Linked DNA regions of Homo sapiens: region 2 is linked to region 1. The links are chromatin loops, found by intact Hi-C in ENCODE. Cell type or tissue: endothelial cell of umbilical vein. All regions are shown on one strand. Links, peaks and the distances in the headings refer to the core of each region. The heading gives the core; the rest is flanking DNA.

Evidence for each region. Hi-C counts contacts between places; a loop is a spot of excess contacts. Peaks named below come from ENCODE experiments on the same cell type or tissue, not always from the same donor. Only the 100,000 strongest peaks of a DNase experiment are listed, where the experiment ranks them.
Region 2: it touches region 1 in a loop (7-fold over the local background); 5 of 110 quality-filtered maps call a loop at or near these places.

Annotation. Positions count from the first base shown.
Region 1 is chr6:78,434,298-78,439,693 of GRCh38, forward strand. No RefSeq gene overlaps it. Among named protein-coding and RNA genes, the nearest start is that of MIR10524, 100 kb to the right of the region's middle. In endothelial cell of umbilical vein, for the core only: a CTCF peak has its summit at 2,231 (motif pointing right); no DNase peak of the experiment used is centred there.
Region 2 is chr6:78,609,649-78,615,044 of GRCh38, forward strand. No RefSeq gene overlaps it. Among named protein-coding and RNA genes, the nearest start is that of MIR10524, 73 kb to the left of the region's middle. In endothelial cell of umbilical vein, for the core only: a CTCF peak has its summit at 2,452 (motif pointing left); no DNase peak of the experiment used is centred there.

The sequences.
Region 1 (5,396 bases), core at 203-5,202:
AATGAATTAAAAATAATACTTCATTATTTGCATTCGTATTGCCCTTAGTGGTGAGCTTTATATTTAACTGTATATTTTTTGTGAAATGCCTGTTCATATTTATCTTAGTCTACTCAGATTGCTATAACAAAACATCTTAGACTAAGTAATTTGTAAACAATGGAAATTTATTGCTCATAGTTTTGGAAATGGGGATCAAGATCAAGGTATCAGCAGATTCCATGTCTGGTGAATGTTTACACTCTACTTCAAATATGGTGCTTTTTGCTGTGTCCTCACATGGTGGAAGGGACCAGAAGTCTCCCTCAAACCTCTTTTATAAGGGCACTATCCCATTCACCAGGGCAGAGCCCTCATGACCTAATCACCTTTTAAAGGTCCTTTTAATATTATCACCTTGGGTATTAGGTATCAATATATGAATTTGGAGAGGACACCAGCATTCAGAGCACAGCAATATTGTCTTTCTTAGGAGAATCACTATTTTTATGGTTTAGCCAACAATTTTCATTTGTTCACTTTAGATTCATTTCAGCTTTTATTTTCACTGATTTTATTCTCCAAAATTACTTTAGGTACATTATTTTTGGTATGTTTCTAGTTGCTTAAGGTGATCACTGATTTGCTTTCCATCCTTGTTTTCTTAATTAAAAGCTTTTAAAGCCATACATTTTAGTCTAAGTGCAAGCTTTAGCTATGTGACATTGGTGTCCATGCAAATTACTCATATTTTCATTAATATTTATATAATTTTAAATTTAATTTTCAGTTTATTTTTGGTCCAGGAATTTAATTTTAAAGGGGTTAATTTTTTCTAATTTTTAATTGTTCATTTTGAGATTAACTGAATTATGATAATCAGAGACTCTGGCTTATAGTTCTACTTTTTGGAATCATCATGATGCTTTCTGTGACACAGTACGTGATCACATTTGGTAAATATTCTACTGGCAAAATAGTCAAAGTAGACTATGAATAGGAAAAGTGTTTGTGCATGATATACCAAAAGTATTTAGAGCAGAAGAGTAGTATAAAGGATTGTTATTCCAAGGAAAGGCCACTGAAGATACAAATATAAAAATTTTGCTTGTAATGCAAATATAAACTTTACAAGGATAGAAAAAGATGAGAGCAAATATGCTGAAACCAAAGCAGCATATAAGACTGTAGCATGTAAATCCAGTCAGGAAAAAGGTCTGTAATGAATATACACAAACACACAGGGTTCTAGCATTAGAGGAATTGAGCTTAGGAATCAAGGATACTTCCAATTAAAAAAAAATTAGATTTTAGAGTCAAGATACTCAGCTGTCAAAACACAGAGTAGAAGTCAGCGTAACTCTAAGCAGAAAGTCAGACTTGATTTTGAATTAGTATTTGGAAGCTTCTTATGTCTTCCCCACTTACGGCATAGTTGTTCTCAGAAGAGAGAGCAGAAATAACCTGATGCTATTCTCATTTGCTTGTTTGAAACCATTTTAACATTTTTATCTTTAAAAAAGCACTGTTATGTTTAGTTCTGTTACAATATTTTTATATATTCTTTCCCACATATGTGTAGCATAAGATTTGGCAGTGAGCTTGAACAAATTAACAGAACAGCTGTTAATCTTGACTTGTACATTTAAATACATATATTTAAATATGAGAGAAAATAAGTTTCAGGAAAAATTTTCAGTTCATATGCAAGAAACACCCATAAATAAAAATATCTAAGAACAGACTATAGCAACAAGACGGTCCAAAGTACATAGCCTTAAGTCTAAACAGACCCAGACTTCAATATCATCTCTACCACTTTGCATGGTTTTCTCTATCTTGAAATCTTCTGTGACTATTAGCTGGCTGCAGGGGACCATCTACTGTAGCACAGATAATGAAAACATGCTAACTGCTAACTCTCCTCCCTCCATATATCACATTGCAAACTTGTTAAATTCCACGCCTGTTAGTTGGTACATTAGTTCAATACACTAACATCTACTTAACCAATGGAGCTTACGAACAGCCTTCAGTAGTTCAGAGGTCTTCAATCTGCCCAACACAATGCTGAAGAACCTAGACAAGGATTTTTCAACTTCAGCACTAATGGTATTTTGCTGAGGGCTTTCTTGTGCCTTACAGAATGTTCAGCACCATCTCTGGTTTTTATTCCTTGAATGCCAGCACCATCTCACCCCTATTTACAAAGACCAAAAATGTCTTCAGAAATTGTCAATTGACCACTGGGTGGTGCAAAATCACCCATGGCTCAGAAGCACTGACCTAGAGAGAACAGAAATGGCTATAAATTTTCCTCTACCAATGGAGAGGAAGTAACCTACTTTGCAGTTGTGTAATGGATGATTTCAGGATATATTTATCATTTGGCTTATATATAATAAGTCTCACTCAGAAAAGACATGCACTCTTATTTTTCCATGTATTTTTAATATATGAGATTAAAACAAACTTTGAATTTAAGAAAGTATGGCAAACAGCCCAAATAAATTATTTCCATCTATATTAATCATAGAACACCCAGAAAAAAGTTTAATTGAACTTAAACAAAACTTTAATTTTATATGTTAATCTATTGAAGGTTATTGAAATTAATTCTAATCGCAGAATTTAGGGAGAAATATTTTGACGCTTCTTTAGACAACTTGAGGTATTTTTGACTGTCATGTCACCATTGTAGGAAATTGCTACTGCACCTTCTCACCATTCCTGGTGGTGCAAATAATGAATGATCCACTGTGGCCCATTACGAAAAAGACCATTGTCCACAATGATACATACCTTGAGGAAATTTAGGAAGAAAATACAGCCAGGCCAATCCACTCATGATCCTAGCTAAATTTTCCCCAGTTTTGGACATTGCAGCTAATCTGGGAGTGCAAACATCAATAAGAACAGACTAATCACAGTTCATTGATGTTAAAAATTCAGCTAAAGGTGATGGAATTTCAATCATAAAAGGCAAATTGTGCTATGATTTGGTATTTTAATAAGTAGTAAATAAATTAATAGAAGTATTTTACAGTCTCTAATGAGTAAAACAGGTCTGTAGCCATTAAAATTAGCCTAAAGACTCCAAGGAGGAGTACCTTTTATTAGACAAATAAAGATTAAGTCAATTATATTGGGTAATAAAACGGAGAAGCCAAATGAAGTATAACAAGCAATTGATGGTTGTGGGTTAATGGTATTCAGTATTACATGTTGGAAATATTTTACACAAAACAATTTTCCTTAAAAGGTGATTCAATCAAACAATCTTCTAAACAAGATAAACTCTTCTCTAAAGTACTGAAGATATTCAGAGAGTTCTTTAAATGCATCTTAATCTATAGATGGAACATGTTTCTCTCTCTCTCGCTTTCTCCCCTCTTTCCCCTCCCAGGCTGTTACTACTTTTAATTTAGAAACTTCAGCAAATAATAGCAGTTAGTCCATCATTTCTCAATGTCAAGGTCAAGTCTGATGTGGGAATGGATTAATAAGCTGAAGAAAGGAGACATCAGAAGAAATCATTGCTAACTTAAAAACTGTTTTCTGGATTTATCATATGACCAATAATGGGTAGCTGGGATTAGCTGAATGATAACAGTAATTAAATTCTATTTAATGCTAGCTGTGGACAGCTCAATGATAAGAGTAATTAAATTGTATTTACATTATTTTAATACTTCTTGAACGAACACATACTCTAAACTTCAATCAAAATGAAATTTTCTAATATATTACTTGCTAATGCAGTTCTTTCTAAAAAGCTCTATTTCTTGAGACAATACAGAGATCTCAGATGCATGATAAAATGACATTTGAAGGATTGCTGATATATTTTGGAAAATAAACTAAAGGAAGAAAATGTCAAATATATATCAGGACAAAAAAAGTATCAGTATTAAATGTAAGTGAAACAAGAAATAAAAACGCTGATTAGAGTGTCAATAAGAAAATATGGAAGCAATATAAAATCCAATAGGGATTTTCTACCACCAAACGAGGATATATTTGTGACTGTTATTATGCTGAGTGATATTGCATCATATATTTCTACAAGTGCCTCATTTGTTGGTATTTCATAGACATAATACATATCCTAAAATCAGAAAGTTAGGCTGATAGCATGAAGATTGAGAGATTAGGAAGAGACAGGTAGAAATGAAAACAGAATAAATCAAAGTCTAGTGAAATAGGATAACATAATAAATATTCTGTTAAAAACATGTTTTATTCTACTGAATAAAAAGTTAAAACTGGGAAAGATAATAGAGTGATGATGTTTCTAGGTCCTCCAAATGAAGGGGAATAATTTCTAAACACAACTATAAGTTGCCGAACATTTATAATTAATAAAAAATTATGTAAATGTGAGAAAGTTTCCAGTAAAGGCATACTAAATCATTCAAATTAACTCTACCAATGAAAACAAAAAAAAAAAAATAAAATATTTTTATTTTAAAAATCACACTAGCATTGAAGAGCTGAAAATTAGTTAAACAATTTGAAGTAATTGAAGAACTATTAATGTCATACTAGAAGAGCTGGAAAGTTCCACAAAATATTAAAATTAATTCAGGCATATAGAAATATTACTAGATACAAAATAAATATTAAAATAAATTATATATCTGCATAACAGTAATAGAAAAATATTTTTTAAATAAAGTTGTATCCAAAATGTTAAGTACATATAAACAAACTTAAAAAAATATTGGTTAACACTGTTCCATTTAAATCTTCTCTTCTAGACCTTCTATTGCTTCTGTAACAAATACCCTATTAGAAGTAGTGAAAGATGTTTTTGCTTTCTAAATTGTTCTCACAAGTAAATTGCTTTGACATGAATTTTGAGATCAGATAAACTTTTGTTAAATTTAAAAATTAAGAAAGATAACTCATTTAATTCATTTATTTCTTCAATAAACATTTACTGAATACTTCCGACTGGATTGGCTCCCTGATAGGTTTCATATAATAAGTTCGTAAACAGAGACTTGAAGTAAAGAAGAGTAACAAAAAATTTAGCAAATAGTAATGGCTTAAATTTTACAATCCTGTGGCAGGGTGTGGTGGCTCACACTTGTAATCTTAGCTCTTTGGGAGGCAGAGGCCAAAGGATAGCTTGAGGTCATGAGTTCAAGATCAGCCTGCACAACATAATGAGACCCCATCTATACAAAAAAAAAAAAAAATAGGAACACGTTAGCCAGGTGTGGTGATATGCTCTTGTAGTCCCAGCTACTGAGGAGGCTGAGGCAGGAGGATAACTTGAGGCCAGGAGTTTGAGGATGCAGCAGTGAACTATCACCATTGACTGCACTCCAGTCCAGGTGATAGGGCGAGAATCTCTGAATCCAAAAATGAAAAAATTGGAAACCCTTAGTTTCTTCATCAGTAATACAAGC
Region 2 (5,396 bases), core at 209-5,208, 180 kb after region 1:
GCAATTACCACCTTCCAAGTCTTATGTTGATATTACAGAGTATCTTGGGAGTTGGTTTGATTAAGGAAATACGTGGTGCTCCATTAAAATTTCTTACTTATTTTTATTACACTCTCACTTGCCCTAATGAAAATAATTTTCTTTCTGTTTCAGGCCTGTCCATCTTTTGTTAAAGTTAAATACGCCATTAGTAATATAAAATCAAATAACCAGATAGATGATAAAGCCATAAAGAGACAGACAGAGAGATAACAGTTTCAAATGCTTTTAGAGTCTACTAACATTGGTGAATTTCTAAGATTTAGTTAATACATCAGGAAACTGAGAAATTAGACCACCTCTTCATTTTCTTTGAAACCTAGTTGGCATATTGATCTGTGTTGGGTTGCAGGTTTAAAAAGGAGCCATACGCCAATTAGGACTGTGACAGTGGAATAACTCTTCCTGTATACCCCATTATGGAGCTGTTTATGCATGAAAGTAAGTGCTGCTCTTCACCTTAAACATAAATAATTACATTCTAACTGTAAGGTAAGCAAGAAGTGCATAATAGTATATTGCTGCTATGCTATTAAACAGTCACTTAAATGTTGTACTATTTGACAGCTATATGGCATAATTACATGCTAGATGAGAACATTCACTTTACAAAGTGCCTGTATTTTTTAAAAATTGAGTATTTTTTGAAAAATCAAGCATTTTAAAATAATGTCTTACTGAGCTGAACTGAACACTGCAACTAGCAATGAAACCAAGTCATCACTGATCAGCGGCTAAAGATGATGTGACTGTGAATTAAAATCTCCACAAAACTAAAGTTGGATCAGCATCCACATCGATCCAAAATTTTCCTAGCATCAAGCTGGATGTGTGGTAGATAATCAGGAAAGACTCTAAAACTTTTTTAGACATAAAGAGTTCAGTGCTAAATTCTCAGTATTAAATATATCTGCCTTATTATTCACACTTAAGCTAGATATAAATGGAATCTACAATTGAACTAAAAGTGAAACAAATTAGGAAGTTTAATTGATGTGGAAGTTAGAAAGAGTTGGTCAGAGTTTTGAGATAAATCTTTTTAGTTATCATTATCAAGTAAAGGTGACACATATATTGGTCTGAGGAAACCCTAGTATGTCCTCCAGCAAAGCTTATCCCTACAAATCACTTTGTTTAGAAAATGGCATTTGCTAGAATTGAAGTGTGGTTGTTGAATAAAACATTTTAGAATTCAGAAAATTAGAACCAACCTATTTTCTTTTCAGTTGACCTGTTTAATGAGGAGTAGTAGCCTCAGATTAAAATACAAAAATGTAATTTTAAGCATAAAATGGTGTGTATTTTTAATTATTTCAGAAGGAAATAAATAAAAATAAAAGTCCAATAGTCAAATTCACTAAAATGATACTACTTTTCCATTTGAATAAATTAGCTATGTTCAAATCATTTATTTGTTTCAAAATCTCCTGAAGAGAAACAAAGTTGGGTCTAACAATCAGGACGCTACTCTCTGTTTTTCAAATCTGAAATGTATCCATTGTTCCCATCTGCAGCTGAGGACCTGGGCAGCACACTGCCACATATATTAGATGTAAATGCATGACAGATCCTCTATACAGATGAAGCCTGAGAGTCCCTAAGTGGCCTGAGGAATCACTCAGCAGAGTACAGGAGATCATATTACTCAAGAAAGGTGACTGCAGGGTCTCGGTTATCATTACAGCATTTTCCTACTCCAGCCCTCAGTCACAGCTCAATGTCGTACCTGACCCTGCTAATGACGGGGCTCATTTTCCCGCATTGGAAAACTTGAGTAGTAGAACGAGGAAGCAGAGGTTTAGAAATATATGAGCAATCTTTCTCTTCACCTTGGACTCTACTTAAATTAATAAGGTAATGTTTTACTTTCAGTGATAATAATTAATAAAGAAGCCTTTATCTCTAGGAGAAACATGAGAAAGCCGCCTTTAGATTGTGAGACTCATATTTCTAATGCTAATTTGTCCTTGGACAGCTATGTGGCATGGTTGGCTACATATTAGTTGGAAGAAGTAGAATACTGAAATCATGAAAATGAAGGCATGAAGTGAAGTGTGTGTGTCTCTGTGTGTCTGTGTATATGTGTGTGTGCTAAAAAAGAAAAAAGATAAATCGTTTATTTTTTAAAAAAAAACAGGTAATCAGTAAAATTAAGTATGTATGTCATTTAATGGAATTCACACCTTATAGGGTAGGGAATAGCATATATGTAATAGAAGAGGTACATAATACACTGGAAAACTAAATTCAAAGGCAAGCGAGTGACAGAACTGAGATTAGAACTTGAATCTTGTGAGTGTAAACAAGTTTCCCTTATACTAAACTAGGACCCCTTCAGAAAATATTATTTCGAGTTAATAGGACAGTAATCTCAGGTTGTAACGCCCCTTTATTTAAATAAAGCAAAGCCCTCTAGTGGCTATCTTTAAAACAGCATTCAATTAAATTTACCAGGTCATCATGACTCTAAAGATGGGTGCTAAAACATCACCTTACTATGTGTAAACAATGGGACAATGGCTACTGAATGACAAAAATCTAATATACCACTGGAATTAAATAAATAGTGTCATATAGAAGGAATTACATTGGTGTAGAGGCCTAGGTTCTTGCCCCAATCTACAGTTGCCATCTAACTACATTGTACACATTACCATCATGAAACTCGATAAATAACTACTCAGATTGATAATAAGTAAAAGCCATTAGACTTTCCTTCAAAAATACATTGAGTACTCTTTTTCACACTCTTCAATCTTCAATGTTCTCACCAGTTGCTCTGTGTCTTGCAGATGAATCTTTGTTTGTTTTAGTTCTTTTTAGTTCTTTTCTTCTTCCTAGGATGTTTGTCCATATTAACAATTCCTTCCTTTTATAACAGCTCCCTAAAGAAACTCTTTGGTCTTTTCTCCCATTGCACCCTCTTCACATTGGAATCAAATTGCCTGGTTTTCCATCTGCATAAAATTATCTCTGAAATCTGAATTCTACATATCACCCAGGACCCGTTCCTATGCTATATTTTTCATGAGATTTTTACTGGTCCTCCCAGCTAGTGCTTCCTCCACTCATGGAACTTCCATAGCATTCAATCCATGCCTCTTTTAAGATAATTACAATTTTCTGTGAATATGCACTCATCCCCAAAAGAATATTGCACACAACACTACCACTACTACCACCACCACCACCACTAATTGTTTCTTAGTGTCCCAGTAACAAATCTAGTCATCTACCATGCAACATCTCCTTGCTGGCCCTAATATATAATGTTCATCTTTGGTGCCACCACTGCTACTGCGCTTCCCACTAGCTAACATCTGAATCCTCTTTGGAACCCTTGAGGTACCTGCTGCCTGATGTTCCATGTCCAACTAAAAGAGAGTATTTTAAGGCTCTTTTGTATTACACTCAGATATAGGGCCACCAAGTTAGTTATCAGGCCCTAATACTTTACCTAGAGGTATCGCATGTGGCATCTACACAAGGCTTGTCCATGGACATGAGCACAAAGTAGACTGAGCCAGAAACTAATCTATGTCACATTGAAATGCTCTCCTCCTGCCAAACATTTTATTACCAGGTAAGTAATTTACGCTAGGTTCAACCTTGTTACTAGGTTAGTCTGTCTTCTTCATAAAATGAGCTCACTTCCAAAAAGCCACAGTGTAGACACAGATTAGGCCTAAACTGGATTTTGCTCACCCACCCCCTAATTCCCAGTTCCACCTACCCTAATTCCCAATTAAAGTGTGATCAATTTCAGGCTTTATATCTATTTCATTATTATTTCTCCAATCAACCTTAACATGGTGCTTCACACATAGTAGGAACTAAATAAAAACCTGAATAATTAATGATAGAATGCAACACCAATTTCCATTTTTATCTTTTTCTCATGAATTCCATATACCCCTTCCAAGTTGGAATAGCTGTTTATAATAATAAGTTTCTGTGGGTAGATGATATGTAGAGAATGCAAATAAACCATTAAGCTAATGATCTTTCCCCAAAATTTTAGCACAGAATATGTCACTACTGTTATATCAGAAATATCATGTTCTATCACTAGTTTCCATTAAAATCAGAGTATATTTAAAAGGAAATGGAGAACCTAGCATTTTTACTTTCCAAACCTTTGCTCTCTTTTAAATAAATAGAAAGTTTAAATTTATGTAAATAAATGCATATAAGATATTTGAATGGAGGCAGATCTTTATTTCCTACACTTTGCAGCCTATAATTTTAGGCTCTGTCGAACAGAAATAGAGTAGAAAATAATATATTTTCAAAAAGTTTTGCTTTGAGGCAAGATTTTCATGGGTCTGCAGAGGGGTAACATTCTCCTGGTAGATGTTTTATATTAAGTATTATTCACTAGTATCAAAACAAAGTACTCACAAAGTCCAAGCTTGGGGAACAAATACAAGACATAATGAGGAAATAAAGAAATAAATGTTTATGAGCTAAAGCTATTGGGTTCTTTTATGTATTAAACAAAATTTATAAAGTAAAAAATCTGGTGTCTTCTGTGCAACAGACCAACTTAAAAGAAATTTTATCGGTCTTACAGTTGTTCTCTTCATCGCAAATGTAAAACACAATTAAAGACAATCAAAATAGTCTTATGGTTCAAACACCACGTTTTCAATCATAAGTAGGAGCTGAACAATGAGAACACATGGACACAGGAGGGGGAACAACATGCACCGGGGCCTGTCAGTGGGGCAGGGGGAGGGAGAACATCATGATAAATAGCTAATGCATGTAGGGCTTAATACCTAGGTGATGAGTTGATAGGTGCAGCAAACCACCATGGCACACGTTTACCTGTGTAACAAACCTGCACATCCTGCACATGCATCCTGGAACTTAAAATGAATTTTTTTAAAAAAAATAGACTTCTGGTTCTCTTTATTATGATTAATGGATACATACCACGCATTTCATTACTCCCATTAAATGTTTTAAACACCCAATAACTGATTATTATTATTATAGCAAATAATACCTCTAGTTGGCAGTCATCATTATACTAATATATTTTCCTATTCATTAAAATTATCAGTAAATCAAGTTTTTTTGTAGATATAGTAGAGACGGCTAGATATTTTCCGATATCCTCTCATTTTTTTTCTGTCATTTTCTAACTTTATTTCAATATATTTCTATCTCTTTGGAGCTAGGTGGCTATATTTTATTCTATTTCTGTATGCTAAATTTGTAGCAGTTCAAAAATAATATTTTTCCAAGCCTTCAGGCTTTTTCTTCCTATTTGTATAAAATATTACTAATATCTTGACTTCTTGGAGCTTTCAGCCCAAGTTGCCAAACTATGCTGGGTATGGGAGAATTTG